Linked DNA regions of Homo sapiens: region 1 is linked to region 2. The links are chromatin loops, found by intact Hi-C in ENCODE. Cell type or tissue: upper lobe of right lung. All regions are shown on one strand. Each heading gives the region's core, and the rest is flanking DNA. Links, peaks and the distances in the headings are about the cores only. Region 1 has its middle 8.8 kb from the start of SH3GL3. Region 2 overlaps SH3GL3 (SH3 domain containing GRB2 like 3, endophilin A3).

Region 1 (16,212 bases), core at 3,355-11,354, 120 kb after region 2:
CTACCAGCTGTGTCAGTTACAGAGTGTCCATTTGCACAGAGTCCAGAGGTCGACGCACTCACAGCTAAGCCCAGCCAGGGACATGGAGCATTGCGTTAACCTCGTGTTAGAGCTATCCCCAAAAGGTACAGCATCTTCGCTGAATCTGGCTTCCAAAGGTCCCGAGGATTCCCAAACCTAGAATATATGTTTGGCAACGCTTCACACTGAAAAACAAAAACATTTCCCACCTTCAGTCTCTTTTTGGGCCCTTAGCAGGTCCCATCTGGGGTGACGAGCAGTCCCTGTCTGCCCTGGACACTTCGGGTATATGCCTGTGCCCTGGTGTCCACCTGCCATAACATTTCTCCAGGACAAAAGTCATGCAGTTCCTCCCCTAGCTGTTAGCTCCCAGCGCCCAGTCGGGGCTAGTCCTAACCCTGACTTCATCCTAGTGAGGACTGGGCAAGTAAGTACACACCTCTCTGGGCCTTGGTTTCCTCACTTCTACTTGAAGCATGTAGACTGGAATAAACAGTGTTCCTCCTCTGATACTGGGGAAAAAATGCTTGAACTTAGTGGAGATCGTGGGATAAGGGCAGCCAGTCAGAGGGTTAATGAGCATGACTTGGGTGAGTGTTGTGGGCTTACCTGCCTGACACCAGCCACTGATAGATAACTAAAAAGTGTGAGGGTGGTGACAGCTGGGTCAGAATGGCGTAGCAAGATGACCTGTCCATACAACAGTTCAAATGCCTCTCAACAGTGGGCTTCACCGCAGGCCAACCACTACATAAGGCAGAGAGCCAGCTGCAGCTGGAGTCCAGGATTGGCAGGTCTCTCTTGTCCTAGGCTATTCAGGGCTGCTCAGCTTCCTCTTTCTCCATGCTCCAGAGAGGTTTAAATAGCACCGGTTCTATGGTACCTCCCCCTAGACCAATCCGGCTCTGTGCCCTTTGGGAGGAGGGGGGTGCTTTTTTTTCAAACAGTTTATTGGCATTTCCTCCACAGTCGTTAGTACATTCAAGTTTCTCACTTCAGTTGATTTTGGTAATTTATCTCCTTCATTAATCAAGTATAGAGTTGAAGATCATACTTTTTAAACTTCAGAATCTTTCATATACATTTTCTCCTTTGTAAAAGTTTTTGTGATTTGTCTTAATTTTTTCAGTGAATAGATTTATTGGAGGTTTGCTGATTTTATTGGTCTTTCAAAATATTTTTGAAGGTACTCATCATTGCTACAGATTTTTCTCTCTCATTGATTTTTCTTTCATTATTCTTACACATTCCTTCCTTCACTTTTGTTCAGAAGACTAGTGAGAGTTTGAGGGTTTTAACAATAGAAACTGACTCTAGCTAACATAAGCTGGAAAATATGTATTGGAGAAGGATGTCAGGCAGCCTGGAGATTCACAGGAGGGGTGTAGGGAACAAGGTGGAGGGGATGAGCAGGAATTAGGAATCTGAGCACTGAGATCCACAGGGTGTCCAGGAACAGCTTGATTGGGATATGCTGGCTCTGCCACTGAGCCCTGGCCATGGCTACCAGAATGAAGGCTGCCCTTTCAGGCAGTCACTCCAGCTGCATAGTAGCAAGGGCAGCATCTGATTGGTGGATTCACTCCATGGCAGATTTCCCTACTATAGGAGGAAGCTTCAGAGGTTAGGCAGCCAAATTTTATATATATATATATTATATCATATATTATATATATATAATATATACATTCTTTAATATATACCATGTTAGAGAATATATAATATATATTAGAGAATATATATAAAAATAATATATATAAGCAACAACAAATGCCCATTAAAGTGTATTTGGGTATCCTTAATCTCATGTCTTTTATTTATTTTTATAAAACTATAAATTTTCCTCCTGAGTATGGCTTTGGTTTCATACCTTGTTTTCATGAATGATATGGATCTCCTATTTTCTAAATAAAACTTGTCATTACAGTTTTGAGTTCCTCTTTGATCCAAATGTTATTCAGGATAATTTTTTAAAAAGCTTTTCTAGGCTGGGCATGGTGGCTCACGCCTATAATCCCAGCACGTTGGGAAGCCGAGGCAGGCAGATCACGAGGTCAGGAGAGCGAGACCATCCTGGCTAACACGGTGAAACCCCATCTCTACTAAAAAGTACAAAAAATTAGCCAGGCGTGGTGGCGGGCACCTGTAATCCCAGCTACTCGGGAGGCTGAGGCAGGAGAATGGCATGAACCTGGGAGGCGGAGCTTGCAGTGCGCCAAGATCGCACCACTGCACTCCAGCCTGGGCGACAGAGTGAGACTCAGTCTCAAAAATAAAAAAAATTAAAAAAATTAGCTGGTCATGGTGGTGCATGCCTGTAGTCCCAGCTACTCTGGAGGCAGAGGCAGGAGAATCACTTGAACTCAGGAGGTGGTGGTTGCAGTGAGCCAAGATGGTGCCACTGCCCTCTAGCCTGGGCGACAGAGTGAGACTCTGTTTAAAAAAAAAAAAAAAAAAAAAAAAACCTTTTCTAGGTGGTTTGATTTTTTAAAATTTATTCTATGTTAAATTCTAGACTTGTGATACTATCGTCAAATAACATGTCTTGAAAGGTTTTTTTTAAACATAGCCTGTCATGTTTCATTGTAAACACATATCATAGAGGTTTGAAATACTGTTCATTTTGTGTTTCTAATGTACAGTTTTTTAGTTCATCTGTAACAAGAGTGTGTATTCTACACAGCTTCTAGCTCAGAGGAAGATTTCCAACTCATGCTAGCTAGAGCCCCCTTGGCCAGCTCAAGGCTTTCCCCTTCACGTCACCATCACCCTTCAATCACTAAGGGCCCACAGCTCCTCTGTTTAGGGAAGGGGGGTACAAGTGTATACAAGTGTCCTGGACTGTTTGACAGATTTGTCTACATATGGAATGAAATTGATGGGGACTGGGAAGTGTCCTGAGGCACTGACACACATCCCTCTGAACTGAAGGATTTTTGGGCATTTGGTGGTCTTCACAAGTCAATGACAAGAGGGACACTGTGGTTGTCTCTGGCACTCTGCCAGATGGCCCATGTTCTGGCAGAGGTTTCAGTGTTCTCTTAAGCTCTTTTTCTTTTTTTCTTTTCTTTTTTTTGGAGATGGAGTCTCGCTCTGTCGCCCAGGCTGGAATGAGGTGGCACAAACTTGGCTCACTGCAACCTCCACCTCCTGGGTTCAGGTGATTCTCCTGCCTCAGCCTCCCAAGTAGCTGAGACTACAGGCATGCACCACCATGCCCAGCTAATTTTTTTTTTGTATTTTAGTAGAGACGGGGTTTTCCGGAGCTGAGGCAATCAGCCCACCTCAGCTTCCCAAAGTGCTGGGATTACAGGCGTGAACCACTGCTCCTGGCCTATGCTCTTTTTCTTGTGGCCTTTGACTCACCTCCAGGCCAGCTTTTGAGTCTAATGAGTATTTGCATTCCTTGTGTCTGGTTCTGTAGCAAGTGACTCATATCTATCTGGGGGGCATTGTTGGGGGGCAGAAGAATTCTGGGTAGGGGTTAGAAGGGGAGGGAAGCATGCTTATTAATGTTCAAAATATCCCATCATATATCTCATAAATCAGGTATGAGCATGTTCAAATGCTCTGTGTTCCAATATTTTTCTTTTTTTTTTTTTTTTTTTTTTTTTGAGATGGAGTCTCGCTCTTTCGCCCAGGCTGGAGTGCAGTTGCGCTATCTCGGTTCACTGCAAGCTCTGCCTCCTGGGTTCACACCATTCTCCTGCCTCAGCCTCCCGAGTAGCTGGGACTACAGGCGCCCGCCACCGTGCCCAGCTAATTTTTTGTATTTTTAGTAGAGACGGAGTTTCACCATGTTAGCCAGGATGGTCTCGATCTCCTGACCTCGTGATCCGCCCGCCTCGGCCTCCCAAAGTGCTGGGATTACATATTTTTCTACTTTATTCGTCAAAGAGAGGTACTATATTCTACTCTACAATCTCTTGCTACAATTGTGATTATGTCTGTTGCGTCTTATATTTGGGACTTTTGTTCTAAACATTTCAGTGCTATGGTATTCTGTTTATAGGTATTTATTATTGTCATATCTTCCTTGTCGATTTTTTCTTTTATCTGTAGAAAAAAACATATTTTGTCCTACTTACAGCTTTTTGCCTTCTATTTTACTTTGCCACATACCCATATTTGTATCCTTACTTTTTGTGTATATGTGCTTCTTATGTCTTAATTGGTCTTTTGGCCTTTCATTTTGTTGTAGACACGTGCTGCTATAAACAGAGTAAAATTTAATTTTGTTTCTGGACCAAAATATGTCTTTGCCGTTTCCTAGAGAGATTTAAGCATTTATATTTATTACAAAAAGAAAAATTGTCATTGTGTGGTATGTTATTATTTTTCTTCTACATAGTTCCTTTTTGGGTTTTTTTTGGGTTTTTGTTGTTGTTGTTGTTGTTGTTGTGTTGTTGTTTTGAGACAGGGTCTTGCTCTGTTACCCAGGCTCTGGAGTGCAATAGCACAATCATGGCTCACTGAAGTCACAACCTGGGCTCACGTGATCCTCCCACCTCTCCCTCCCAGGTAGCTGGGACCACAGGCACATGCCACCACACCAAGCTGATTTTTTTTTTTTTTTTTGTACAATGGGGTCTCACTATGTTGCCCAGGCTGGTCTCAAACTCCTGGGCCCGAGTGATTCTCCTGCCTTGGCCTCCCAAAATGTTGGGATTATAGGCATAAGCCATCATGCCCAGCCATAGTTCTTTCTTCTATCATTATTATCTATCTATTACTCAGATTTTCTTTGCTTTTTCTTCCTCTTTGCTTTTGGAAATTATTCATCTAATTTTTACTCAATGAGTGATTACCACTGACCTAAAATATATTTGAATTTATATTCTCTATCAGCATCAATAATTAAACACTTTATGGAAGCCACGGCATGACTAGAATGAGCCATGGTCAGAGCACATCCACTAGGGCCACCTCATCACCTCCTTCTACTCAGACCACCTCCTGCTCCATATGAGAACCCTCAGGCAGAGACCAGAATGGGCCCAGTACCTTTTTTCTGAAACAGCAAATGAACCAGGGGGAGACTAGGGTGCAGAGTGTTGGTTTTAAGACACGGGGGCAAAGATGGAGTGACGAGAATTTAAAAACAAGTTTTGAGATAAAAGAATTGTGAAACTGTTTGAAATTCAAAATATTTTCATAAGTATATATTTTCTATTATACAATAACATTTAGAGGAAATTTGGAAATCATCAAAAAATAAAAGGATGGAAAAACTACCTTTGGAATCATATTTGAAACAATCACTCTTAATATTTTGGTATATTTTTCTTGTAGAGTATTTTTCCTGTAAAATTTAAGCATAACAGTGACATGACTATGCATACTGTATTTTCTTTGTTCTCTTAGTTAACTGAGCATTTCCTATATTGTCTAGTCTTCACACACAACATTTTAATGACAACTTAAACCATTGTAGATATATCAAATTATATTTGATTATTTTCCATTAATACACATGTAAAGGTTCCCACCCCCCATATTTTTCCTGATTTAAATAATGCCACATTAAACATCTTTTTCCATATTAAAGTTTTCTTTCTATATTTAGGAATGGACTTTCCTTAGGATGGACTCCACTCTGAGATGTAAAATTAGTGCATCAAAGAATTTGAACAATTCTAAATACTATATATATGTATGTAAAATGCAGTTTTCATTGCTCCCATGATACACAGTCATTAGAGAAGCATCTTGTAAAAAAAAAAAAAAAAAAAAAAAAAAGGCGGGAGGAGGAGAAACGAGGCAAAGAAACATGGATATGGGATTTGTGTCTTCCACTTGCCTTGAATTGAATTTAATGTCATTAAAAAATTCACTGGCCAGGCGCAATGGCTCACACCTGTAATCCCAGTGCACTTTGGGAAGCCAATGCGGGTGGATCACTTGAGGCCACGAGTTGGAGACTAGCCTGGGCAACAGGGCAAAACCCCGTCTCTACCAAAAATACAAAAAATTAGCCGGGCGTGGTGGTGCACACCTGTAGTCCCAGCTACTCAGAGGCTGAGGTGGGAGAATCACTTGAACCTGGGAGGTGGAGTTTGCAGTGAGCTGAGATTGCACTACTGCACTCCAGCCTGGGCAACAGAGTGAGACCTGTCTCAAAAAAAAAAAAACACAAAAAACAAACAAAAACAACAACAACAACTCATCAACCTGTAGCCTAATACACGCTCCAGATTGCAGTGCCTGGCAGACCTCGGAGAGCCAAGTTCAAATACTGATGCCTTCTATTAACCTTAAAATGTTAGCTTAACCATGACCTCTCTACGTCTAGCTTTCTCTCTCTCTTTTTTTCCTGAAAAAAAAAAATCTCTTACCCAAACTTTCTTCTTAGGAGGCCTCCTGGGTTACTTGTGCATGAAAGGGTGGGGCTTTGGCCCACTAACTGCATAGCAGTTGTGCAGTGTGCCAAGTATTTAGATAAACCAGATCTAGAAGCATTATTTCTCTCAGTTGAATTCCCTCACATACCTGGCTGCAGCAGAAAGCTGAAAGCACAGATACTGTTTTTGCTTTCCTTGTAACTTCATAGGTGTTTTTTTGTTTTTTTTTTCCACATCTGGGAAAGATGTGTGCCCACCGATGAGGTAACAGCAGACATGATGAATCCCAGATGTTGAACATGGCAATTTGCCTTGAACTCACAAGATCACAACTGGGAACAAACGTACAGATTTTCTTTGCTTATTGTTTTACAAGAAGCTGAGGGAAAATCAATTGACAGTTAAGAAAAGGCCAGAAAGACTTTTCATTTTAAAATGTAGAGGAAAAATCTGAAGTATTTTTATTTGTTTAAAAATGAGGATGGGGCCGGGCATAGCGGCTCCCGCCTGTAGTCCCAACACTTTGGGAGGCCGAGGCAGGCCACTTGAGGCCAGGAGTTCGAGACCACCCTGGCCAAATAGAGAAACGCTGTCTCTACTAAAAAATATAATTACTTGGATGAGGCCGGGCGCGGTGGCTCACGCCTGCAACCCAGCACTTTGGGAGGCCGAGGCAGGCGATTCACGAGGTCAGGAGATTGAGACCATCCTGGCTAACAAGGTGAAACCCCGTCTCTACTAAAAATACAAAAATTAGCCAGGAGTGTTGGCGAACGCCTGTAGTCCCAGCTACTTGGGAGGCTGAGGTGTGAACCCTCAGCCTTGAGGAGAATGGCGTGAACCTGGGAGGCGGAGCTTGCAGTGAGCCGAGATCGCGCCACTGCACTCCAGCCTGGGCGACAGAGCGAGACTCCGTCTCAAAAAAAAACACACACACACACAATTAGTTGGGTGTGTGGGTGTGGTGGCACTTGCCTGTAAACCTAGCTTCTTGGGAGGCTGAGGCACGAGAATCACTTGAACCCAGGGCAGAGGTTGCAGTGAGCCGAGATGGCACCACTGCACTCCAGCCTGGGTGACAGAGCGAGACTCTGTCTCAAAAAAAAAAAAAAAAAAAAAAGGATGGGGTAAAGAGCACACTGCACAACTGCTATGCATCTCAATAGTAAAGGCAAAAGGGAATTAATGCATGTCATAGTTATCTACAATGCTTGACTCTGCTTTTCCGGAACCTATCAACAAACATTCAGTTAGAATTCTGGGCCATGCTGTAATTCCAATTAGCCTTTGTTAATTACATAGGTGCCATTTTACATTTCCATATTTTACCCTGGAGGATTTATTTTTCACTTCTACTAAAGAGATGCATAAAAGTTTGTGTTGGGGATGAGGAATTAGCCGAGCGACGCAGATGGCGTTCATAAACCCCTGCTGCCACCTTGTGGTGGTGTTGAGAAGCGACAGAGGTAAGCCTTTCTGAACTGTGAGTCTATAGTGGTTAGTTTCATGTCGTTTACTTCTAACTTTTAAAAAAGCACACTAGCATCTTGAGTCTTGACACAACAGCTCATTTTAATGGTGTGGCATGCAAAAATGTTGCCACAGAAATTTTCAGTTCTTACTGGAAGAATCTCAAGAAGAGCTGTCCCATCCCTATGGCATCAGCCATATAGGTAGAAGAACACATAGAAAATGGTATCATGCTACCAGAGGAGGAATTCGGAGAAAAAGGAAGTGACCACTAGAGTCAATGGTTACAATAGCAGTCCCCGGCTGGGCGAAGTGGCTCACACCTGTAATCCCAGCACTTTGGGAGGCCAAGGCAGGAGGATCACTTGAGCCCGGGAGTTCAAGGCAGGAGTGAGCTATGATTGCACTCCAGCCTGGGCAACGGAGAGAGACTCTGTCTCTAAAAATCAACAAAAACAACAAAAAGCACACAATGCCATCATTTTCTATCTATTCCCTCTACTCACTTTATTCCCTTCCATGGCACTTTATCTACCTGATATTTTAGTATATATGTATATATATACACATACATATATATGTTTTAGATTGTCATTTATCTCCCACTACCAGAGTGAGTGAAAGCACTATTAAGCAGCACTGCCCAGTTGAACTTTCTATGATGATGGACATGTTCTCTATCTGTGCTGTCCAATATTGGCAACCACTACCCAACTGTGGCTATCAATCACTGAAAAGTTGACAATGGATGCTTTCATTTTGAATTTAATTTTAATTAATTAAAATTAAATAGCCACACGTGGCTAGTGCTACTGTGTTGGACAACGCAGCTTTAGAAGGGCAAGAGAATTAATCTGCTTTATTTACTGCAACCTCCCAATACCAGAGAATAGCTGGAGTCCTAGAGCGGCTCAAAAAACATAAATATTCAGTTAATGAATAAATAAATAACCATGAATAGAGCAGACAAGCACCTAAAATAATGTATCAGATTTAACATGAAGTTGGGGGTGATGATTAAAGAGGAGTGGTGGTAAAAGTAGGTGGTGTTAAGGGCCAAGAAAATGTGAGAGGTCATTGTCATGTTGTGCATTCAGGGGGAAGTGAGCAGTGGTCCTGCTAGTACTGACCTCCAAGGAACGGTGTGTTTTCTCTGCAGCCAGAGGTTGCACTAACAGCTGGGAATCCTGCCGTGATGGTCAGCAGCGGAGGGAGCACAGGAAATAGGGTCTTCTCGTGGGGACATCTGGCCAGGTGTCCACAGCAGCTGTCACAAAAGATAGGAAGTTCCCATCTAATGTGGCCTTGTCCCTGATCTTGTGGGAGCCCTGGCCCCTTAAGAGCACTATGAGATTGATAACAATGTCCTCACAGGTGTTGTAGGACCTAAGGAAGCGCCGTTAAATGCACGAGACGTTTAATTAGTAGCATTATTACCTATGGCTTGATCCTTTCCTGGTCACTGGTCAGGGTTACATAGAAATCTCTGGCCTTCATTGGCCATGGGAGATTGTTGCCCTAGATCCCACCGGTCTAAGCTTGCTTAAACTCCTCTACCTGTCTACTCCAGTCACCAACTGGTACTAATGCTTTAACTGTGCCCATTGTCCCCATTCCCCTTTGAGAAAAAATGTCAAATTCTTTTTACAAAATATGCTAAATGAATGCATTGAAGACACCAGTCATCAAGACTCAGAGGCAATAGTTACAGAATTGTATTTTACTAAATTATTCTAAGAAAATCCAGAAAGAATGACACATTTAATTTTAAGGCCAAAATGCTTGCTGGGCCACTAAAAAGTGTGCTTTTTCTACCCATTTTTCTATGAGTCATAGAAAAAAAATAAATCCCCAGATTGACTTTATATTTCTCTTTTCAGTTGTCCTTGTGAAAAGAAATTGTGGTTCCCTTTTAGTGTAAGATGCTGCTGCATTTGCAAATGTAGCAGCAATGTACTTAGCATCTGGTATTTCAGGAATCTCCCCCTTGTGTTATGTGTGCCTCTAATCATACAAGAAAAGTTTAGACAGTGTCTATCCCTGAGTTGATTTGTATTTTAGTTAGTCTATTACTGTTAGGATTACGGTCTATAGGGGGCAGTGAGGGACCTGAAAGTAAAACAGCGGAGCTTTAAAATGCACACTGTCCAGGGTGATTCCATCGCTCTCTAAAGCAGTGCTTTACAATCTTTAATGTGCACGTGGATCCCCTGGGGCACCGGTTAGAATGCAGGTTCTGTTTCCCTGGGTCTGCACGAGGGCCCAAGGCCTGAGCCTCTGCATTTCTACCAAGCTCCAAGGTGATGACAGTGTTGCTGGTCTGGGACCACAGTTAGTAGCAAGGCTGTAGGTGACAAGTCCCCATCAGTCTCACAGAGACCCAGGATGCAGTTTTTCTACTTAACACACCTTCGTTACATGAATAGTGAACATGCACAGCCAACAGCTCCTGAGTTCGATAAATTGACTGGATGGAAAATAGCTGAGTACCAGCTATGTCTTTCCCTTGGCCATGGGGATGGCATTTTTTCTCTTCTGGGTTAGCATCTCTGCTGGTAAACTTTAGAGGCTGATATCATCATCACTTTGGCCCTGGTGGGTATAAAGTTCTGAGCCTGATTTTGCCAGATTTTGTCCAAGGAATAGAATATGCCCCAACCCATGAAGCACAGAACTAGTGGCCTGCAGCCACCTTCCACAGCCCAGGCCATAGGAGGCCCCTGGATATGCGAGGGGAAAGAATTCACAGTGTGCACAGAACGTGCCAGGCCCACGGTGCACTCTCATGGCCACTCTTTGAGATATGCGTGACCAAGTCAGGGATGAGGAGACAGAGCTCGGAAAGATGAAGTGTTACGCAACAAAATGTGATTGACTCGCCTCACAGGCTGTGGCTACAGAAGCCCGCACATTGGCCTGGAGAGAACCAGGACCTGGGTGCACTTGACTATTCCTTGCTCTAAAGCACACTAGGTTTCATTCATTGCTTCATTTATTTGACACACATTTATTAAGCACCTAAGAGTGTCTGGCCTTGTGCTGGGAGCCAAGTCAGTAGAGATGAAGGTTTTTATTCTATAGAAGCTCACATTTGAAACACATGGGCAGCTTTCCATAAAGTGTCCCATGTGGTCTTAGGAAAAGCAGGAGTCTAGAGAAGTGGCTGGAGTCTAGTGAGTCCCTGCCTCTGACTCCTTCAAGTGCTTTTCCCTGACCAGAGAAATGCAAGACTATTCATTTAGTATTACATGGTGTGTATTTGGAGACTGGATTACTTTGTGCCTTAATGTGATCTTTATTTCACTGTAGTGACGGATGGCTTTATTCTCCTCACTACCAGACCCTGAGCTGGAAAATTTGGCTTAGTAAGCCTGTGTTAGACTCACTGGCACTGTTCCATCCTTGTGGCTTTGCCTGACTCCTGACCCTTTCCTGCCCACTCCCTCTGGGGAAGGAGAGCCAGTGCAGCTGAAGTGATGGAGGACTTTCAGGGTGCCGACGCACACACTCCGCACCCAGCCTCCTCGTGCTCTGCCAGCTCATTTTGGTCAAGCTTCTGGAAGACAAAGTTTACCTTGCCCGCTTCTGTACACACACACCCCCCCCCCCCGCCCACGAAACTAGTACAGAACCTGACAAACTGCCCACACACAAAACAATTTTTGAGAAGCCACTGAATGACTTAAAAATCTTACCCATGGGTTTGCAGAGCAGGAAGGGACTGACTTCAAAGTTCATTTCGTTTTGGGCAAAACTGATGTAAGCTGTTAGAAATCAGGATACTGTTTACCCTTAGGAGAGGCAGTCCTGACAGGAACGGGTCACGATGAAGCCATGGGTGCCGCTAATATTTGAATTCTCAGTCTGTGTGCACACGAGGGTTAATTCTGTGAGTCCATTGAGTCCTAGTCTTAAAATATGTGCACTTTTCTATATGCATGAAGAAACTACATTAAGTTCATAGCTTTTGACTACATCTAGCAGAAAGTTTTAAAAGAGGAATTAAATAATAATGCTTAAATCAATGACAATGCACAAATGCCCTGAATTTTCTCCTTTGCAGGTCCATCACTTCTGTTTAAAAACAAAACAAATCACCAATCACCTAATCCTGGCCACCCCCGTGCAATACATTTAAGGCTCAAAACTTCAAAAACAACCCGTCCTCTCCTGTTTTCCATTCTGCTTTTGCCCTTCCCCCGACTGACACTTGTGGGATGACCTCACCTGATTTCTATATAGAAAATTGTGTCCAGCTGGTGTTAGTTCCCTCCAGCCCCCTCATCTCCACTTGAATGTGATCCTGGGAACCTGCGTTTTCCTCTCATACTTCCTTCTGATTGTGGGGAAAAGGACCCCCATCTCCTCTTCTCTCTGCAGCTCACTTCCAGGAAAGTGTGGCCCTCACACATCCCCCCAGGAGGGGAGCATGCCCGCCCTAAGGTAGCAAATGCTGGATGTTCCAGACCTGGCCCCAACTCATTTTCCAAGTTCTTCAGTTTCAGGAAAATAATTTGAGACTCTTCTCTACCTTTGAAGGACATTGGTAGGGTTGTCTCCTGGGATTTGTGAGTTTATCTTTTATACAATCTTGACCCTTTGATTTCTGTCTTACATTTTCTTGATTTCCCAATATGGGGTCTAATTTTAAGTGGTTCTGGAAGTTTGGATGTTCAGGCTCTTGCAAATAATTTGGTTGAATGGACTGAAACACTCGAGTTTCCCTGAATACCTGAAATTTCTTAACTCTCTAAACTGGGTACTTTGGCTATGCAGTCTCAGAGTCCAAGGTCCAGCTCTTGTTTTTCTGTTCTTCACAAGACCCAGATAAAGTGTGTAGGAGAGAAGTACCAGGTGCCACCCAATCTCGGTCCCGACTTGCTGGAGGGCCCTGAAGAAGCTGTTTGCATAAAAGCCAAAGCATCGATTCCCTTAACGACACATTTTTCTAAAATTTACAGTTGTATGATCTATTCTAGTTCACATGTGACATGAGATTCCCACAGGCATTTAACCTAGGGAGTGAAGTCTAAGTGTGCTTCCTTGAGTAGGCATCTTGTTCAGGGCACAACCCACGCTTTTGGAGATTTGGGGTAAGTTTTGATGTCTTTCTGATTCCTCTACTTTTGATCATATTAGTAACTATTTTTTAGCCAATCCTTCTAAGGGTACTTCAACTTTATTTTCATGTCTCTAGTACATATTTAACAAATTCCTAGAATTTATATCCAATATATCAGATGTATCTCTTTGAAGTGTCTTATTTCCACTTTGCTGCCTAAAAATTGATTTTATAGAACTTGGTGCACCATAGGAAACTATTAAGCAAATCGTGGCATACAGAGGGTTTATACCAAATTAATGAGGCCGCCCAGATAGAATGAAAAAAGGCAAGAGCTATAACATAACTTCATTCAGCTCCTTTGCACTTTTATTTATTTATTTGTGTACCTTTAAAAACAAAGAATTAGGGATCATAAAATTCTAATTGATACATCCAACATTATTTGCTTAAATTTAAAAAATATTTTTGTAATTTTTTTCCCTCCTCCATTTTCTTCCTAGAGCCCACCCCCTCCAGGCTAAGATAATTGAACAAGATGCTCATAATATTACCCAAGTCTTAGAAGAAGACAGACACTCCTCAGGATAATAAAACACAGGAGATATGCCAACAGCACAAGATATCTGATATATTTTAGGTAATCCACCTGGAGACCAGATGACCATAATGGCCTTTTTCCATCCCACCAGCCGGATCTGAGGCTCCCTTTACCCTGTCTCCAGCAACGGGTCTGGACAAAACAGGAAAACCCACTCCAAAGGGCTAATCCACAGACTGACAATGCATAGCCAGGGCCAGGGCCCAGGAAAAAGATGAGGGGTAAAAGGGCTGACAGCAAGAGATGGGACGGAAGAGATCCAAGGGCATCTCCTTCTGCTTCTGCACTGACAGAGTCATTATGGACTGCGAGTACATGTGGAAGAGATACTGAGAAGACAGAGAAATATGATTGACTATAAAGGGTGCCCCCAAGCTTGGAATAAGGCCTACTACTCAGAAATGGTACATGGGGATGAGCTGAGTAGACTATTCCTTAACCACTCCTTTTACTCCGAATACAATCATGACAAAACAACATTTTGGTTAATAACGGGCCACATATGCAATAGTGGTCCCATAAGATTTTAATACTGTTTTTGTTTCTTTGCTGCTTGTTTGTTTTTAGAGACAAGATCTCACTCTGTTACTCAGGCTGGAATGCAGTGATGCGATCATAGCTCGCTGCAGCCTCCAACTCCTGGGCTACAGCTATCTGCCCACCTTACCTCTCAATAAGTAGCTAGGATTACAGGTGCAAGCCACCATACTCAGCTAATTTTTAAAAATATTTTTGCAGAGATGGAGTTTCACTATGTTTCCCAGGCTGGTCTCAAATTCCTGGCCTCAAAAGATCCTCCTGCCTTGCCTCCCAAAGCACTGGGATTATAGGTATAAGTCACTGCACCAAGGCCTAATACTGTATTTTTAGTGTACCTTATTTATGTTTAGATACACGAATACTTACCATTATGTTATAATTGCCTACAATATTCAATACAGTAGCATACTGTACAGGTCTGTAGCCTAGGAACAATAGGCCACACTATATAGGCTAGGTGTATAGTAGACTAGACCATTTAGGTTTGTGCATGTATACCCTATGAAGTTTGCATGATGATGAAATCACCTCATGATGCATTTCTCAGAACCTATCCCCATTGTTAATTAAGCATGACTTTAGACCGATTCTATCACTTGAACAATGAAGTTAAGAATTGATTGAAGGAAGTTTTCACTTAACCAAGGCAGATGGAACACACATGTTTACCTCCACCTCTTCCCAAAACCTCATAGAAGGACACTAAAGGAATAAGAAGGAGAATGACAGACTACAGATGTCAATCAAATTTGTGAATATGTAAAGCAGTTGTATGAATGGTACAGACTTAGCTGTGAAAGCAGAAATCTGACTGCCTGCAGGGGAAGAGAAACTGGTAAAAAGAAACTGACTCCCAGCCCAGAAGCCTGGGAAGTTTCAGGAATTGAGATAAAAGCACTTGCAAAGGGAGAGGACAGGATGGGTTAAGCAGTGCGAGTGAGTTCCTAAAAGCAGAACTCACTCCAGGAGGGCTGTCTGTAAGGGAAAACCAGGAAACTCGGATGTTACTTGAGTGTGTGTGACAGCATCAGAAATGTGTAAGAGTTATTTCAGAATGTTTGGGGCTGAATCAGTGATAATTAATGTCTATAAAACTCAGGAAATAAAAAGTAAGACAATTATTTAAAATGGTATAAGTTAAGTAAAATCATAATACATGCTCTAGCTATGAATAGTATTTTCATAGTCACAATGACAATACAAAATCTTCACTTGACAAAAAAATGTGATATAGGTTGGGAGCAGTAGCTCATGCCTGTAATCCCAGCACTTTGGGAGGCCAAGGTGGGCAGATCACCTGAGGTCAGAAGTTCCAGACCAGCCTGGCCAACATGGTGAAACCCCATCTCTACTAAAAACACAAAAAGTGAGCCAGGCGTGGTGGCAGGCACCTGTAGTCCTAGCTACTTGGGAGGTTGAGGCAGGAGAATCACTTGAACTCAGGAGGTGTAGGTTGCAGTGAGCTGAGATAGTACCACTGCATTCCAGCGTGGGCGACAGAGTGAGACTCCGTCTCAAAAAAAAAGTGATAACTACACTGGGAGGACGGGGAGAGGGAATGTATGGTGGTTTAGAAAGTATAATAGAATTTCAGTCATAAAGTCGATAGATGATTTCTAAAATTTCAAAAATCATAAGCAGTAGTATAAACATGTTGTGTAGAAATATCAAGATTTTAAAAAGAGAGACAGAAGAAAAACTTAGAAGAGTTTTAAGGATTTCTTCTGAGTGGTGAAGATGGGAAGCAGAAACTGAGGTTCCAGGAGACTACAGTAGAGGACTGCCTACTTTCCTATAAGTCACTCAGTATCATTTGTCTTTTAAAATTATGCACATATATTGCTTTGGTCAGAATTAAATTACTTTTTAAAAAGGAATTTGTTAGGCTTTTTTTTTAATTAAGTGTGTGTGCACATGCGTGTGTGCTTTTGGTTGAGAAAGAATTAGACCACAACTTTACTGCTCCTAATCACCAGCAGATGTGTGGGGTTCTTCATGGTATAAGGGGGGGGTGGGATTGGAAGAGACCACAACATGTGACCAGCCTAGCAGCGGACCAGTAAGACTGATTTGGTCTGCCGGCTACTCCTTCCTTTCCTCTAACTTAAAGTGCATAGCTGCCTAGAATTAGAGAGCTGTGATGCAGGGTCTAGCTATATTTGTTTGAATTCCACTGA
Region 2 (16,212 bases), core at 5,309-13,308:
ATGGGATTATGGGTGATGTTAGCATTTTTCTTTATTTTACTTACCTATGTTTTCTAAACCTCCTGCAATTAACATGTATTACTTTGGTAATATGGAAAAATAACAAAGGTTGTTAGACTGAAGGGTTTGTGTATAACCTAAAACCATACTGGAGGAGTTCTCAGCTCCCCCAGCTGATCTCTGAATAACTCACCAAAGGTGGAGTCTTCCCCGAGCTCCTTCCCGTATTTCAGCATACAGTCCCCCAGCAAGCCTTCCGTCTGCGGGTATCCTGTGGTCTTCACCTGCCCTCGGATCTTCGACACAGTGTTCAGCATTCCTAGCTTAGCTCTGTATGCTTAAAAACATTGTCATTTGTAATTCTTTAAAGTTACAAGGTGGAGTGACAGGTACATAGAATTTAATAAACGCAGCTGCCAAAACTGAGGTCACCTTAAACAAAATGCCAGAGACCTGAGGCCTGAAACAATTGTGTGTGAACTATTTAATTTTCTCAGGTAATTTTCTAGGTTCTTTACCAAGGTGGGTGCTAAGTGCACTGTTCCGCAGCCACGATGAACCATAGAAATGATGGTGCACATCGGCTGGGCGCAGTGGCTCACACCTGTAATCCCAACACTTTGGGAGGCCGAGGCCGGCAGATCACCTGAGGCCAGGAGTTCAAGACCAGCCTGACCAACATGGAGAAACCCTGTCTCTACTAAAAATACAAAAAATTAGCTGGGCGTGGTGGCACATGCCTGTAATCCTAGCTACTCGGGAGGCTGAGGCAGGAGAATTGCTTGAACCCGGGAGGCGGAGGTTGCAGTGAGCCAAGATCGCGCCATTGCACTCTAGCCTGGGGGACAAGAGCGAGACTTTGTCTCAAAAAAAAAAAAAAGAAAGAAAGAAAGAAAGAAAAAAAAAAAGAAATGATGGGGCACATTGCTGACTTGAAATAATAGTGACCAGGCTTTCCTGAGCACCACCCCTCGAGTGAGACCCTTTGGAAAGCTTGCAGTTGCTGACACGTGAAGTCAGACACTGACACCTGTGTGACACTGACATGCTTTTTGTTTGTTTGTTTAAATGTAAACAAAAATAGAATTGCCGAGGAGGATATTTCAAACAACCAACTGGTCATTAACACACACCACATGCGCGCGCACGCACACACACACACACTCTGCTCCCAAGGACTGATTGAGCCTAATGATTTTCAGTATTATGGCAGGCAGGTGCTGCTGTTTAGGAGGCAGAATCATAGGAGGGGACAGACCACCCCACCCCTAGTGAACACTAGCCTTGTGTGGCTGGTCCCAAGGTGCAGCTCAGCCTCTGCTCCCTAGGGAGGTGATGCGCATCACTGCGTCTTACCTTCCTTTCCTTCCTCTGACTCAGGCAATGAGTATTTACTCATTGTTGCACTGGGCCCTGTGCAACAACACACTGTGCTCATTACTGGGACTCCAGAGACAGGCTTTGCCCTCAAGGAGCTCAAAGTCTAGTTACTGGGAGGCAGAATATACAGGACATAATTATGAAAATAAAGTCCAGTGTGGTGCAGGGCAAGGGAAAGGCGGCAATATGCTGAAGAAAGATGGAAAGATGCCCTAAAAAGTACAGAGAATGGTGTCAGTAACGTGTAGAAGAGGGAATACTGTGGCATAATCAGTGGACAAGGAGTAGGCTGGTTTGACCTAAAATGCTATTAATACAGGACAAAGTGGGAGATAGCTATGGGAAAATGTGACTATGAATTGAACACCAAGCTAAGGATTTGAGATTTCATCCTGTAGGTGAGAGAGTGAATCACATACTAGTTTGTGGTATTTGAGATACTTTTAGATAGTCAAGAGATACACTTTTTTTCCTACTTTAATAATTTTGTACTATTTTTAATGTATTTTAAATCAATGCCTCCAAAACTTTAATGTGTATGTAAATAACCCAAGGATCTTGTTAAAATGTAGAGTGATTCCATCGGTCTGGGTTGAGCCTAATTCTGCATCTCCAGCAATAGAATGCACTGTGAGTAGTGACATTCCCGTGCCAGCTGTGAGTGCCACTCACATTCACCTGACATTCACAGTGCCAGCCTTTTTTGTTGTTGTTTTGAAACAACAACTGTTGCCCAGGCTGTAGTGCAGTGGTATGATCATGGCTCACTGTGGCCACAAACTCATGGGTTCAAGCGATCCTCCCACCTCAGCCTCCTGAGTAAAAATAGGACTACAGACGTGTTACCACACCTGGCTAATTTTGAAAATGTTTTGTAGACATAGAGTCTTGCTACATTGCCCAGGCTGGTCTTGAACTCTTGGCTTCAAGCAATCATCATGCCTTGGCCTCCCAAAGTGCTGGGATTACAGGCATAAGCCATTGTGCCTGGCCAGTGCCGGACTTTTGAACCTCACATTTATCCTCAAAGCATTTATCCTCCAGGTCCCCAAGCCCAAAGGCTTCACTCTCACACACTACACACACACACACACACACACACACACACACACACACACACTCTCTCTCTCTCTCTCTCTGCCCATCTTTCCCACTGTTGGAGGGGGATGTGGGATGCAGCAGGTATGTGGGTGAGAGCCATTAAACTGGATAAGAGGTTGCTAGGGCTGCCTCTTCTCTAGGAATAACCAGAGACCTCTAGCCAGTGGTGACACTTTTATTGTTGGCCAACACTTCCTTATCCCATTCAAGAGTCAGCTGGTTGAGGGTGAAGTATCTGTCTGATTTCATAGTGTACTCCAGCACCCCGAAATCCTCTAGTGCAGAGAAAGCACATATTAAATATTTGTTGACTGATATATCAGGAAAAGAAATTTGTGTGGCTGATTTCAATCACTGATGTGGCCAGGGAGGAGAAGATATATTTTTATGGTTTTCAAAGCTATTATCATCAATACAATTGTAAAGAACTTTAGACCTGCCTGGATACACCTGATAAAATTTATATTCTTAAATTTTTACTTTCTCAATTTTCAAATGGTTAGGTTTGTGCTGATTCCTACAGTCAAGGGAATCACAGGAACTCTACGCAGATAATAAATTCCTAAAAAGGAAAGGTGGCTTTAGAAATCCACAGAACTCAAAGCTTGGGCGCCCTCTATTGGTTCCTATAATTTACAACCTGGGAAAATCTCATCAATAGATGCTGCTTGGGGACCTAGAAACCCAGACCTTCAGTGGAGAAGCTGATGTGACACTGGATTTAAGCAGCCTTTCGTATTCACCACATCTTGTTTCTCCAGCATTTAAGCCACAAAGAGAAAGCTTTTTCAAATTAACATATACCTTTATGTATATAGTACACAAGGGCAGAATTTTTAAAAAAATTATAAAGAGGAAATAAGGAAGAAAATATTTGCCAAATGTTTAGTGGCTTTCTGAAGCAACTCATAAAACCTTTGCTCAGTGCTCTCTTGTTGCTATGACCAGCACTCCATTCGGATGATGTCAACTGAAATTCACAAAAATAGCTGTTCTCTTTCTCATCAGTAGGACCGAATGCAACTACCTTTGGTCACTGGAGACTCAGCTTTAAAAACTGAATTTCATTATTGGGACACAGACGACATTGTTTCTACATTATGTCAACTAAACACCAAGTAAACATGGGTTATTAGAGTCTGTGACAGCAAATGAACAAGAGAATATTTCAACTTTACCTGGATTTGGCTGAAGATATTCAGTGGTTTTTGAAAGAATTTCTGCAACAACTTTATTGGTAACATCTATTTTCTTAAAAGCAAAATTTAAAAAAAGTTAGTAAATGACAAACTCAATAAAATCACAAAAGAGCAAATAGAGGAGGAATTTTCATTAATTTAATTCTTCTAACACGATTATGATGATTTTAATCCAAATGAACGTTTTCAACATTTTTGGGAGAGGTGATATTTTCTCACTTTCTGATTTTTGGAACATCATTTCCTTCAAGTGATGTTGGAGAACTTTACTTTCCCTTTAAACATTAAAATGAATATTAAGGTAATATTTAGAAAATCTGGAAAAGTTATTATGCTCCACTAGATTATTAGATATACTTGGAAGTCTCTCAAAACTAACACTAGATATGAACCAAACTCTCCTTATCTGCTAGGTGAACTTGAATTTCTATACTTATATAAGGATGCCACAGTAATGATTCATATTAGCAACTGCCTCAGTAATCAACACTAAAAGAATCATAATCATTAGTATTATATTATAATACAATAAACACATTCATTTGTGCTATGGTCAGAAGATGTTAACATCAAAGTTTTCCCCAAACGTTCCCTGAAAGTTAACCCTTTCTGGTTAAGACTGAATCTTTCCTTCTGCAAAACCATTCCTGGACTTTCTGGTTGTTAGTTAACCAGAGAGTTAATATGGGAATAAACAATAAAGTTAAAATGCAAGTTGCAATAGCTTTATTTATACCATCAGTAGCCCAAAAGAAAAAGATCTCATTCATAAAAGCAATAAAAATGCAATAATGAAGAATAACTATTATGAGAAATTCACAACACCTATTTGAAAAACCACATTCTTAGATGGGAAAACTCAATTTTGTAAAGATATGCATTCTTCCCAAATTAACATGCAAAATTCATTCAAATCCCATCATAATTTCAATTTTTTCTTTTTTTTGTTAAAATTTGGCAAGCTGATAGTAAAGTGAGTCTTCATACTATATACATGATTAAAAATATCAACCTAAAAAAATCAGACTATAAAACGACTAACATACAGACAACAGTATTTTGAAATACTGGAGTGGGAAGAAACTTCTAACCAGGACCTGAAATTCAAATGTCATAAATAAAAAGACCAAAATTCTGACTCCGTAAAAACTTAAAAACTGAACATGAAAAGACATAGAGTATGTGAAGTTTGACAAAAGTGGCATAATATTCTAAACTCCCATTTAAACAAACAAGAAAGAAGGAAAAGGCTGGGCACGGTGGGACACACCTGTAATCCCAGCACTCTGGGAGGCTGAGGCAGGTGGATCACCTGAGGTCAGCAGTTCAAGACCAGGCTGGCCAATATGGTGAAATCCTATCTCTACAAAAATGCAAAAATTAGCCGGGCATGATGACGGGTGCCTATAATCCCAGCTATTTTGGAGGCTGAGGTGGGAGAATCGCTTGAACCTGGAAGGTGGAGGTTGCAGTGAGCCGAGATCACGCCACTACACTCCAGCCTGGGCAACAGAGCGAGACTCCATGTCTTAAAAAGAAAGAAGGAAAAGAGGAAAAACACAAGCTGCCTACAAAGATTTGAAAAAAATATTCAGAACTGTAAATAAAAAGGAGATGCTTTACATTCTCCAGATTGATAAAAACATTTTTAAAATCAGTTATACTCAATATCAGGTATTATATGGGTGTGGAGTAACACACAACAGGAATGCAAAATGATACGTTTTTGGAGATCAAGGGAGAAGTGCTTATTAATGGGCATATTAATAAACCAGCTATTATACTTCTAAGGATTTGTCCTTTTAGAAACACACGAGCAAATTGCAGTGAAGGAAAAACATGTTTGTTAGGCCATTTTATGTAATATTGAAAATGGAAATCAACAGGAGACTGATGGATAAATTATGAAACATCCAAGTAAAGGAATACTCTTTAATCATAAGGAAAAAAAATAAGGAAGATCGACATTCAAAGTACATACATAGAAAGCAAGCAAGCTGCAGAATGATTTATAATAGAAGACAAATCATTTTTGTAATTTAGAAAACTATGATCCTGCCAGGGTCACAAGTTTGCAACCAAGCAATCTTATCCAGCCTGAAATCGTATTTGTTCCCCTTAGGTAAATACATTAATTTGGGCTAAATAAATTAATCTGGAGCCCCAGGAAAGTTTTAAAAGACAGTACAGAAATGATAAAAAAGGAGTCAAACCTATATTACTGATACTTGTGTGCTGTGTGTGCAAGTGGGCATGTGAGTGTGCGTTTGGCCTAGTAACAAGTTTTGTGACTTTGAGCTCTCTTTGGTATGTTCAGCTATTTGCCAAGATTGTTGAAATGTTTAAGAGAATCTGATTAACTAAATATGTCTTATTAGTCACAAGAAATGTAAGGGCTTAGGAAAATGCTGTTAATAGATTTTATGTAAAGTTTGAGGGAGTCCTGTACCTTGCCTTTGTGATTATAGCTTGAAATGTCTAAGGGAATTTGCTTAATTATATAACTGGTGGTAAATATTTAAGGATTGAATCTGTTAAGCTTATGTGTTAATTAATGCAACCTCAAATGAAAATTAACTATAATGATTTTCATCATATAGCAAAATTACTAAATTTGGAAACAAGATTCATAAGTTCAGTTTAAAGCTTAAGAAAAATGAGGATTTTAGATTTATAATGTAACAAATTAGATATTAATTAAAATATAACTTAGAGTGCTCCCTTTGATATATACAACCCTTTTTGGACATGAAAAGCCACCACAAAGCTAAGAGTCATCTCTGAAAGATGATGATGAGAGGAATTAGAATGGGGATATTTTCTACTTCAGATCTTTTTTATATCTTTTGAAACAAAAAAGCCCAAGAAACAAATGACCAAAAACTTGCAGGTACCTTGTAGGCCCTGACATGCACATACTGGAGCTGCCTCCACACCAGCCCAAGCATCAAAACTAGAAATAAACCCTTTACAAATTGAAGAGTAAACATATTGGCTAATGTGGAGTCAAGATGAGCATTCAAAACAAAACAAAAAAACAACAACAAAAACTCATGTAGCTTAAAAACAAAATCTCCCTCCTAGAATAACTAGGGACACTATAGTGTGTGTGTGTGTGTGTGTGTGTGTGTGTGTGTGTGTGTGTGTGTGTGTGTTGTGTGTGTGTGTCTGTTCAAGTCAACCAAATGCTATGCAAATATCCTGCCAAACCATTAAGAAAAATAGAGGGAAGCAGAATGGTAAAAATTATTTTTTGTGAAGTCAACCTGGTATGACAGCATCTTGGTTAGTTAAGTCTGGAATTTCTGTTTAATGCTGGCACCCTGCCCATGAGGTGTCCCAAGGCCTGTGCCACTGACTCCCTTAGGCCCAGTCCCTGAGTGAGAGAGCTGCTAGCAGCTCTCATTTCTGACACTTATTTACAGCATTCTCTTTAAAAAATGCTATCAGTGGGCATATCCTCTTTCTTCTTCTTTATGTAATTTGTTTGTGTTTTTCCTTTTTCTCCCTCTTGGCCTCACTTGGTAGAGGTTTGTTGTCTTACAGCTTTTCTAAAGCTCTTGGCTTCATTGTTTCGATCTTTTGTGGTTATTGTTTTCTATTTTATTAATCTCTTTTTTTATCCATATTGATTTCTACCTTCTACCTAGAGTGATTTAATTTGCTGTTATTTTCCTAGCTTCTTGGATTGCATGATTTATTCATTTTCTCCCAACATTTATTTTCTTTAAATACATTTACAGTTTAGCCACATATCACAGGTTTTGACATACAGAATTGTCACTCATGCCTAAATAATGTCATTTTACTTTCCATTTCCTCTTTAAACTAAGAATTATTTTTACATATTTTTAAATTTCCAAACATCCAGAATTTAGAAGCTCTACTTTCCCTTATAATTCTTATGTTCTATGGAATCACTTTGGGAAATTTATCGAGTTTTTTTTTCTATAACCTAGTACATAATTGATAACCATATTTGTTCCAAAGGAATTTGAAAAATATGCACATTCTCCATTTGGGGAATGCAGATATCTATATTTATTTATAATCAAAGTTATTAATCATATTTTATGCAAATCCTCCATGAGCCTATTGATTATTGTCAGTTTAATCTATTATTTTATGAGAGAGGTATGTGAAGTCTACTTCTATTTTTATCAACTGTCTATGTATTTCTGACAGTTTCTACCTTAAAAATTCAGATGCTATGTTATGTAGTGCAGAATGGTTCATAACTATTATAATTTCCTGATAGACTACATTGACTGTATCTTTTTATAATTAAAAAGCTTTTTTAATTTAGTGCTTCTCTTGCATCAAATTTTATTTTGATTTTACTATTGTTCCTCTATTTTTATATGGTTAGCATTAATTATAGAATATTTTTTCCCATTACTTTCTCATTTCTGTATCATTTATTAGGTGGGTCTAATACCATCTAATGCATCTCTTCTGGAAAGTTTTAAAACTTCTGGTCATGTATTATATGTTTCCATGCTTTTCACTGCTGTAATAAAACAGATAATAGACTTTATATTTCTTCTGTAACTCACTGGGGTTTTTGGAGGTAAAAGGAGGTAAGCAAGAAGGATCTCAATCCATCAACCAAAACTAAAACTCTGGAAAAATGCTTTTAAATTTAACATTTCAACTGAATCATTTTGTTAGTAACAAAGCTATACATCACCTATTTGTATATTAAGAGTTTTTTTTAAGTAATTTAAGGTATGTCAATGGTGTGAACATGTTTCCATGGTTTTAAGGTTCAGAAATTAAGTTTTCTTTCAAAAGCAAAAACAAAATAAGCTTTTCTCCCTCAAGGCATTAACATTTCTAGACATTTAATAGTTCTCATCCAGAAAACAGAGAACTCCCTGGAAGATGAGCTGGCCAGAGCCAAGGTATCCTGGGGAGATACTCTCCCAGGCAGTGCGCAGCCTGGGGCTGGACTTCCTTCCCCAGCACCTGCTGACATCTCTGCTACCTACTGTATCTGCAGCCTTGATGTTACACCTGAGGGTGGATGCCTTGCTTCATTTCCTCCCTCTCTCCTCTGGGGTGGGGGGTCTAATTATTAAAACAAGGCTATGTTTAAAGGGCCCAGACAATGAGCAAAGAAACAGTATGTTGTTAATACTGGTGGTTCTAGTTCTGCCTCCACCTGAGCAACTCCACACAGCTGACTGGGAAACATGTTAAGGGACAGAGATGATACCATTTTTCTTTGGAGCATGTTACAATCATTTCTGTCTCAAGCCCGTCATATTTTTTGTAAGTTATTTCAAATACGTTAATGTTTGCATAATTCTCACAAAATCCATGTGAGACAAGCAGGGCACACTTGTCATCTCTGTATCAGTTCAAAAAGATGAATTCACTTATCCAAGTTCACACTCTGGTTCTACAGGCAGAACCAGGATAAAAGTTACTTGCTATGCAGCTCCTGCAACACATGGGAGCAGAGCCCAAGTCTTCCACACGGTAAATAAATCATTCTGCATTTCAAAAAATCTTGTCCCAGAAATACATTTTGATTCTCCAAAACATATACTACCAATTACTTTGGCCTTGCAGTAACTGCCAAGATTGCCCATCTTTTGCACATTCTGACTTCTGGCCACTAGAGGGTACCAGTTAGCCACATCGATCTCATTACTCGACCTGCCCAAACTGCATGTGGCTACAGGGGGAGGATCTGATTTGGGCTGGGACGTGGGAAAGTACTGCCTTGTAGATTGCATAATCCACACCTATATTTAAACATCCTAGATTTCCACTCGAATATCCTTTACAATAGCAGTATATCTCATATCACAATGAAAGTCAGTTTCTAATCAATTTACATATTAAAATGCTCTTACCCTTTCCATGTCAAGAAATTCATCGTCTAGTTTAGTTCCTTCAGCACCACTTATTTTTTCACTAAATAGCTGCAGAAATAAACATAAATAATTGCATTGTACAATGATTTCTTGTCACAGTTTTTTACCTAAATTATTAAAAACAGAAACAAAAAAACTTGGATTCAACTTGTTGGATTTTTTGAACTAACTCCTTTAAGAAAATTGTTGGAAGGGGTAACCATATCTAAAGGCACAGGAAGACATACATTTCTCATGCAGTCAACAGATATTTATTATGCACCTACTATGTGTAAAACACATGGTAAGTGCTGTAGGACATAGACAAGAGAGATACTTGTCATCAAGGAACACACAGTTCACCCAAAGAGTCAACACACAAACATTCAATTAAAAAACAAGAAAAGAACAATAAGAACCATTAAAAAATAATAGTACTAGAGACAAATTACTGTAAATGAACTAAGTGGTAGTCACTTCAGTGATGCACAGAATGGACTTTGAGAGCCCACGGCACTGGGAGTAGGTTCATGCGGGATGTGTTTCCTAGAAGATGTGGCATTTGAGCTGGCATTTTAAGGATAGAGAACATTTCATCGGGCGGCACTGAAGGAAAGGCCTTCTGGGATGAGGCATGGAAAAAAGAGCCAGGGGCAGGAATGGATAGGACAGGTTTTCTCAGCCTCGGCTTTATTGATATTTGTAGCAGATAATTATCTGTTGTGGGGGCTGTCCTGTGCACTGCAAGATGTTTAACAGCAACCCTGGTCTCTGCTTGCTAAAGGCCAGTACTACAAGCATGGACACACACACACATATACACACACACACACACACGGTTGTAACAACCAAAAATGTTGCCCAAGAGCTGAGGACAATTTGTGTATGGCCAATGTGCTAAGAAAAAAAAACAGCAATAAATTGTGTTTAACTGTGAAAACTAGTGCACAAGGAAGAATGGAGGAAAATAAAATCTGAAAGTTACGCAACGCCCAGAGCACAGGGATTCTCAAATGCCAAGCTAAAGAGTACGAGTGAGAGATCCCTAAAGAGTCTTCATCAAACACAGAGAAACCCTTTAGAAAAGCAAGTCTGGCACCAGTAGGGTTGGATTAAAGAACGAGGAAGACAAATTGGAAGAAGAAAATAAGTTCAATCATTTTCTTTAGCAAAACACATTAACATAATCTACGCCCTTAAAATAGTAATATGAATATGCAAATCCACAGTAAGGGAGGTGCCATCAATTAAAGGTGAAAAGATGGCAGGTTGTTTTAAATACAAGTGTAGTTACTACTACTATTACACATGCGGTATTACTATTTAATAGGAAAAATATAAGTGGAGATAGTATTTTACTTAAATTCGAAGTGTGAGAAGGAATTTCTTGAAGACAACAGATACAGAAGACTACAAAATGGCCAGGGTTCTCCATCCTCCCTGTCCTGCGTCTTTACAGTTCCTCCGAGCTAGAGTTGGAGTCTATCTTCCCACCTAGTGAATCTGGGCTGGGCTTGTGACTTGTTTTGACCCCACAGAAACAAGCCTAGCTAGGCAGGAAGAGATCTTGTGTGCTTCTACTCACTCTCTAGAAACACTGTTGCTACCCTGTGAACAAGCAAGCCCAGGCAAATTAACTGAATGGAGAGAAACAAGTGGCCCAGACACCCACCAAGGTACAACCAGTCCATCCCCAGAATCAGAGCCACCCAGCTGACCTGCAGGTGACTGCAGTAACGTGAGAGACCCCAGCTGAGATCAGCCCCATCTGCTGAGGCATGGGAACAGGAGTCCAATAAACGGTATTGCTTTAAACCACTGAATTTTGGAGTGGTTTGCCACATAATAGAAGTTATCTGGTACACTGAACAAGAATCCTTACTTTTCAGGCTGAGTACAGAAGTCAGAGAGAATTAACCTAATGTCTTGATACAAGGCATAACTTCCAATAGAAAAAATGAAAAATTTCATTTCCACACACCAAGCAGTGTTTTAACAGATGTGTCCATCAGTTAACTCTCCTAAACATTTTCATTGTTGTTGTTCAGTAGTGAAATCATCCAACATATTGGTTCTCAACTTTGGAGGTAATAGCCTGAGGATCTAAGGAAAGTTACACAATCTCTCCTGGGGTGGGGAGTGGCACCTCCACGTTTTGTTGCCATGGTAGAGTACAAAAGTGGCCACAGGCTTTGCAGCTCCTCTCATTAAGAAGTCTATTTTTCCACGCTTCGACTTGCTTTGGCCAATAGAAGAGTGTAAACCACACTGTATAGCTATAAATTCCAAATCAGTACTCACAAAGAGGCTCTACAGATACTTCTGCTCACTCTGTCAGGTCCGCTGTGACTGCTTCCACCTGACCAAGTCTGGGCTGCCTTGTTGGAGAATGAAAGACCACGTGGATCAGAGATCAGCCATCCCACCTGAGCAACCTCGGGCCATCAAGCCCTCAGCTCACCTGGCAGCTGACCGGCAACAGGTGAGTGAGCCCAGCAGCGATCAACCACACCAGCACATCCACCCACCCAGTGCTCCCAGCCCAAATTGCTGACCCACAGAATCATAAACTAAATGAACTTTTTTTTTTGTCTTAAGTCGCTGTGTTTTCGGATGGTGTGTTATATAGCAAAAGCTGACTGATACAGTGGCCTGCATTTCCTGTGACTATTGAAACCACAGAAGCCCACATGTAGATCCACGTTTTAAAATAACCATTTGAAAATCCCTTTGGCTTGGAGAGTTGGACCCGAAATCCCTTTAATCCGAACGAGTTCGCACTTGTTCAGGTTTTACTTGTTCTATTTTCAGAAACCAAAATGTCTAATAGAAGGAGTAGTGTTTCTACTTTCAAGAACAGAAACTAGTGACATGAATATATCTTGTTTGAAAAGACAACATATGGGATCATTTTCAACAGGAGTCACAGGTTAAGAGTCATGATCATTCGTTTCTGCTTTTCCTGAATTTCCCAGTGGTGTTTACTGTTTTGATACATTAAGTATAAATACACATATAGCATTAGCTGTTTAGGCCACGTAATTATATTTCAGAGGTCAGTCAATGAACAAATATTGTTTGTTGAGCATCTACTATGTGCAGGGACATGACTGGTACTTGGGATAGAAAGATAAAAAAAGATAGACGTGATTCCTACAGGGCACCTGGCCTCCTTCCAAGGTTACAAGGTTATTTCCTCTAGGTGCTGGAAGCTAAATATAAATACTCAAGCTTCTATTTCTGGTGAAGATGACTATTCAAATTCAACTCCGATGCACTCCCTATGCTCTGAATACAAATCAAGGATAGATTAAATATCAAAATATGCACTCTTTATGCCTTGAATACATAGCAAGGATAAATTAAATATCAAAAAAAGAAAACCAGAAAGATAAGCAATGCTCAAAAACAGAATAAACATTTTTGTGAATCTGAAAATGAACAGAAACACAACATGATGAACAAGGTTGAAGCCTCGGGCCTGCTGGGCTTCTTGCCTGCACACAGGCTATGACAGCCAGCAGTCTGGTTCCTGCTGAGTACAAAAGGATCTAAAAGTGCTCCATGAGACCAGAGTCTGGGTTCAAGTTCTGCTTACAGCTGGGGATGGAAAAGCAAATGAGGCTGGGAAAAAAAATTCAGATGTAAACCCCTGTCTGATGCTACCACATGTGGCAATCTGCAGGCCCAAGGAGACTGAAGAACAAAGAATCAGTCAAGTCACATCCCCACCCCCTCCAGCTCTGTGACTGGATCCAGATAGCCCCAATATCACCACAGAACAGAAACCACGGTTTTGTACTGGGGCCTTGGGAAGCTGGGTGGAAGAAGCCACAATCACTAGAGAGAAGTGAGCACAAGAAGTTGGAATTAAAATTCATCCTAGATCTAAATTCCAAGGCACATGAATAAAATATAACACCAAGAAAGAGAGCCGACAAAATCACATAACATAACATGAATTCACTTCTAGAGAAAACGGTTTTATGAAACAATATAGACTTTTTAATGTGTGTTTAGGATATTATTAAAATGATAGATAAAGGAATAACTTCTATTAATGAAGAGCAAACAATTATACAAAAGGGAAGAAATTTTCAAGATAGACATAAAACATTAGAAACAAAAAGTATTATATAGTCATAAAAATGAAAAACCCAATAGATGGGACAAACTCCAGCCTGGGCGCAATCAGGAAAGAACTGGTAAGCTGGAAAATATTAAGGAACTTAAAGAACATAAAATAAACAGAGATGAAGAGTTTTTTTAAGGAAATATCAGTTAATAGATATGAAGGATAAGTGAGAGATTCCAAGATATATCCAACAGGCACTCCAGAAAAAAACAACAGAATATAGGAGAATCAATATTTACAAGTAAAATGGCTCTTTTATCTTCTGTAATTGAAGGAAAATAGGAGTCTACAGTTTGGAAGCACACTCAAGTACCATGCAAGATGAATATTAATTCACACCCAGACGCAGCAAAACCTCAAAAATAAACAATCCTAAAACTATCGCAGGGGAAAAAACATCCAAAGCAACAATAAGATTGACAGCAGATTTCTCTTCTGCAACAGCAGATGCCAGGGACAATGAAGGAATGGCATCAAAGTGTTAAGAAGAAATCGGCTAGGCACGGGATTACAGATCATGCCTGTAATCCCAGCACTTTGGGAGGTTGAGGCGGGTGGATCACCTGAGGTCAGGTGTTCAAAACCAGCCTGGCCAACATGGTGAAACCCTGTCTCTACTAAAAATACAAAAATTAGCCGGGTGTGGTGGCGCAATAAAAATCTAGAATTTTCTGTCTCCCTAAACTGTTGTTTAAGAGCAAGGCTGGGTGCAGTGGCTCATGCCTGTAATCCCAACAGTTTGGGAGGCCGAAGTGGTGGATCACATGAGGTCAGGAGTTTGAGACCAGCCTGTCCAACATGGAGAAACCCCGTCTCTACTAAAAACACAAAATTAGCTGGGTGTGGTGGCGCATGCCTGTAATCCCAGCTACTCAGGAGGCTGAGGCAGGAGAATCGCTTGAACCCGGGAGGTAGACATTGCGGTGAGCCGGGATCGCGCCATTGCACTCCAGTCTGGGCAATAAGAGTGAAATTCCGTCTCAAAAAAAAAATCAGCTGGATGTGGTGGCACGTGCCTATAATCTCAGCCACTCAGAAGACTGAGGTGGGAGAATGGAAGAATCACTTGAACTCGGGAGGCAGAGGTTGCAATGAGCTGAGATCACACCACCGCACTCCAGCCTGAGTGACAAAGTGAGACTCTGTCTCAAAAAAAAAAAAAAAAAAGAGCGAGAGAAAGAAAATAAAGACATATTCAGACTTCACAGACTCAAATAACAGTGATGCTAAAGTATTACATCAAGGAAATAAAAACCGAACCAAGAGGGAAAGTATGGACCATAGGAAACAACGGTGAGAATAAAAATTGAGAAACTATGGTGGTAAATTTACCATTGAGTAAAGGCAAACAAACAAGCAAAAACCAATGTGTCTGAGTTTACACAAGGGCAAAATTAAAACCTTCAGCAATAATAACACAGAAATGGGGAAGGGTGTTGAGTGGATATTTCAAGCACACTAAGATTCATGTGTGTTCAGGAGGAGGTGAGAAATGGGTATAACTTTAGACATCATTACAATAATGCACAGCAGGTATCTGTGTTATATAACTAATGGTAACTCCTAAAAACACAAAACTATGATACCCATATAGAACTATGCATGTTATAACATAGTATCCATACCAGCACACTGTTAGAAAACCAGTATTTTTCAATCCAAAAGAAAACAAGGGAGAATAAAGGGAGAGGGAGGAAGAAGGAATGGCAAACAGAAACCACAAAATCAGATAGTAATAAGTCTAAATAGATCAGTAATGATCATCTATATAATTGGATTAAATTCAACATACTAAATAATAATAGAGTGAATTTTAACAATCTAGCTATATACATCTTCTAAGAGTCACAACTAAAACACAACACATAGAAAGACTGAAAAGACAAAATGTACATACTAGGAAAATGCTAATCAAAATAAAGCCTGCAGCAGTAATATCAGACAAGAGCTACCTGTCTTTGTTTTTTGTTTTTTTGAGACAGGGTCTCGCTTTGTTGCCCAGGCTGGAGTACAGTGGTGTGATCTCAGGAGTAGCTGAGACCACAGGTGCACAGCATCATGCCTGGCTCATTTTTGTATTTTTGTAGAGATGGGGTTTCTCTATGTTGCCCAGGCTGGTCTTGAGCTCCAAGGTTCAAGCGATCCTCCTGCCTCCACCTCCTAAAGTGCTGGGATTTCAGATATGAGCCACTGTGCCTGACCTAAGAAATACCTTCCTAAGGCAAAGCATTAATAGGAATAGAGACTCAATGTAATAATAAAAGGAGCAATCCACCAAAATTTTTATAATAATGATATTGTTTCCACTATTAGTATAACCTCCAAAAAATATAAAGCAAAACTGAAATAGTGAAACTGATAAACCCACAATTACAGCAGGAGATTTAACACAACTCCATCAGAAAACTGACATATCAAACATGATAAAAAATTGAAAAAGATATTGATTATCTGAATGACCAAAATAATAACCTTGGTCAACTATTATGCACATATACCTATATCCCCCAGCCAATAAATTTAAAAAATGTAT

The links. Hi-C counts contacts between places; a loop is a spot of excess contacts. Peaks named below come from ENCODE experiments on the same cell type or tissue, not always from the same donor. Only the 100,000 strongest peaks of a DNase experiment are listed, where the experiment ranks them.
Region 1: it touches region 2 in a loop (6-fold over the local background); 95 of 110 quality-filtered maps call a loop at or near these places.

Annotation. Positions count from the first base shown.
Region 1 is chr15:83,430,462-83,446,673 of GRCh38, reverse strand. No RefSeq gene overlaps it. Among named protein-coding and RNA genes, the nearest start is that of SH3GL3, 8.8 kb to the left of the region's middle. In upper lobe of right lung, for the core only: CTCF peaks have their summits at 7,817 (motif pointing left) and 9,907 (motif pointing right); a DNase peak (open chromatin) is centred at 7,792; H3K27me3 peaks cover 842 bases.
Region 2 is chr15:83,552,654-83,568,865 of GRCh38, reverse strand. SH3GL3 (SH3 domain containing GRB2 like 3, endophilin A3) reads right to left here. Exons shown (of 9, transcript NM_003027.5): 2 at 9,545-9,613; 3 at 3,660-3,732; 4 at 194-337. Among named protein-coding and RNA genes, the nearest start is that of ADAMTSL3, 93 kb to the left of the region's middle. In upper lobe of right lung, for the core only: a CTCF peak has its summit at 9,297 (motif pointing right); no DNase peak of the experiment used is centred there; H3K27me3 peaks cover 692 bases.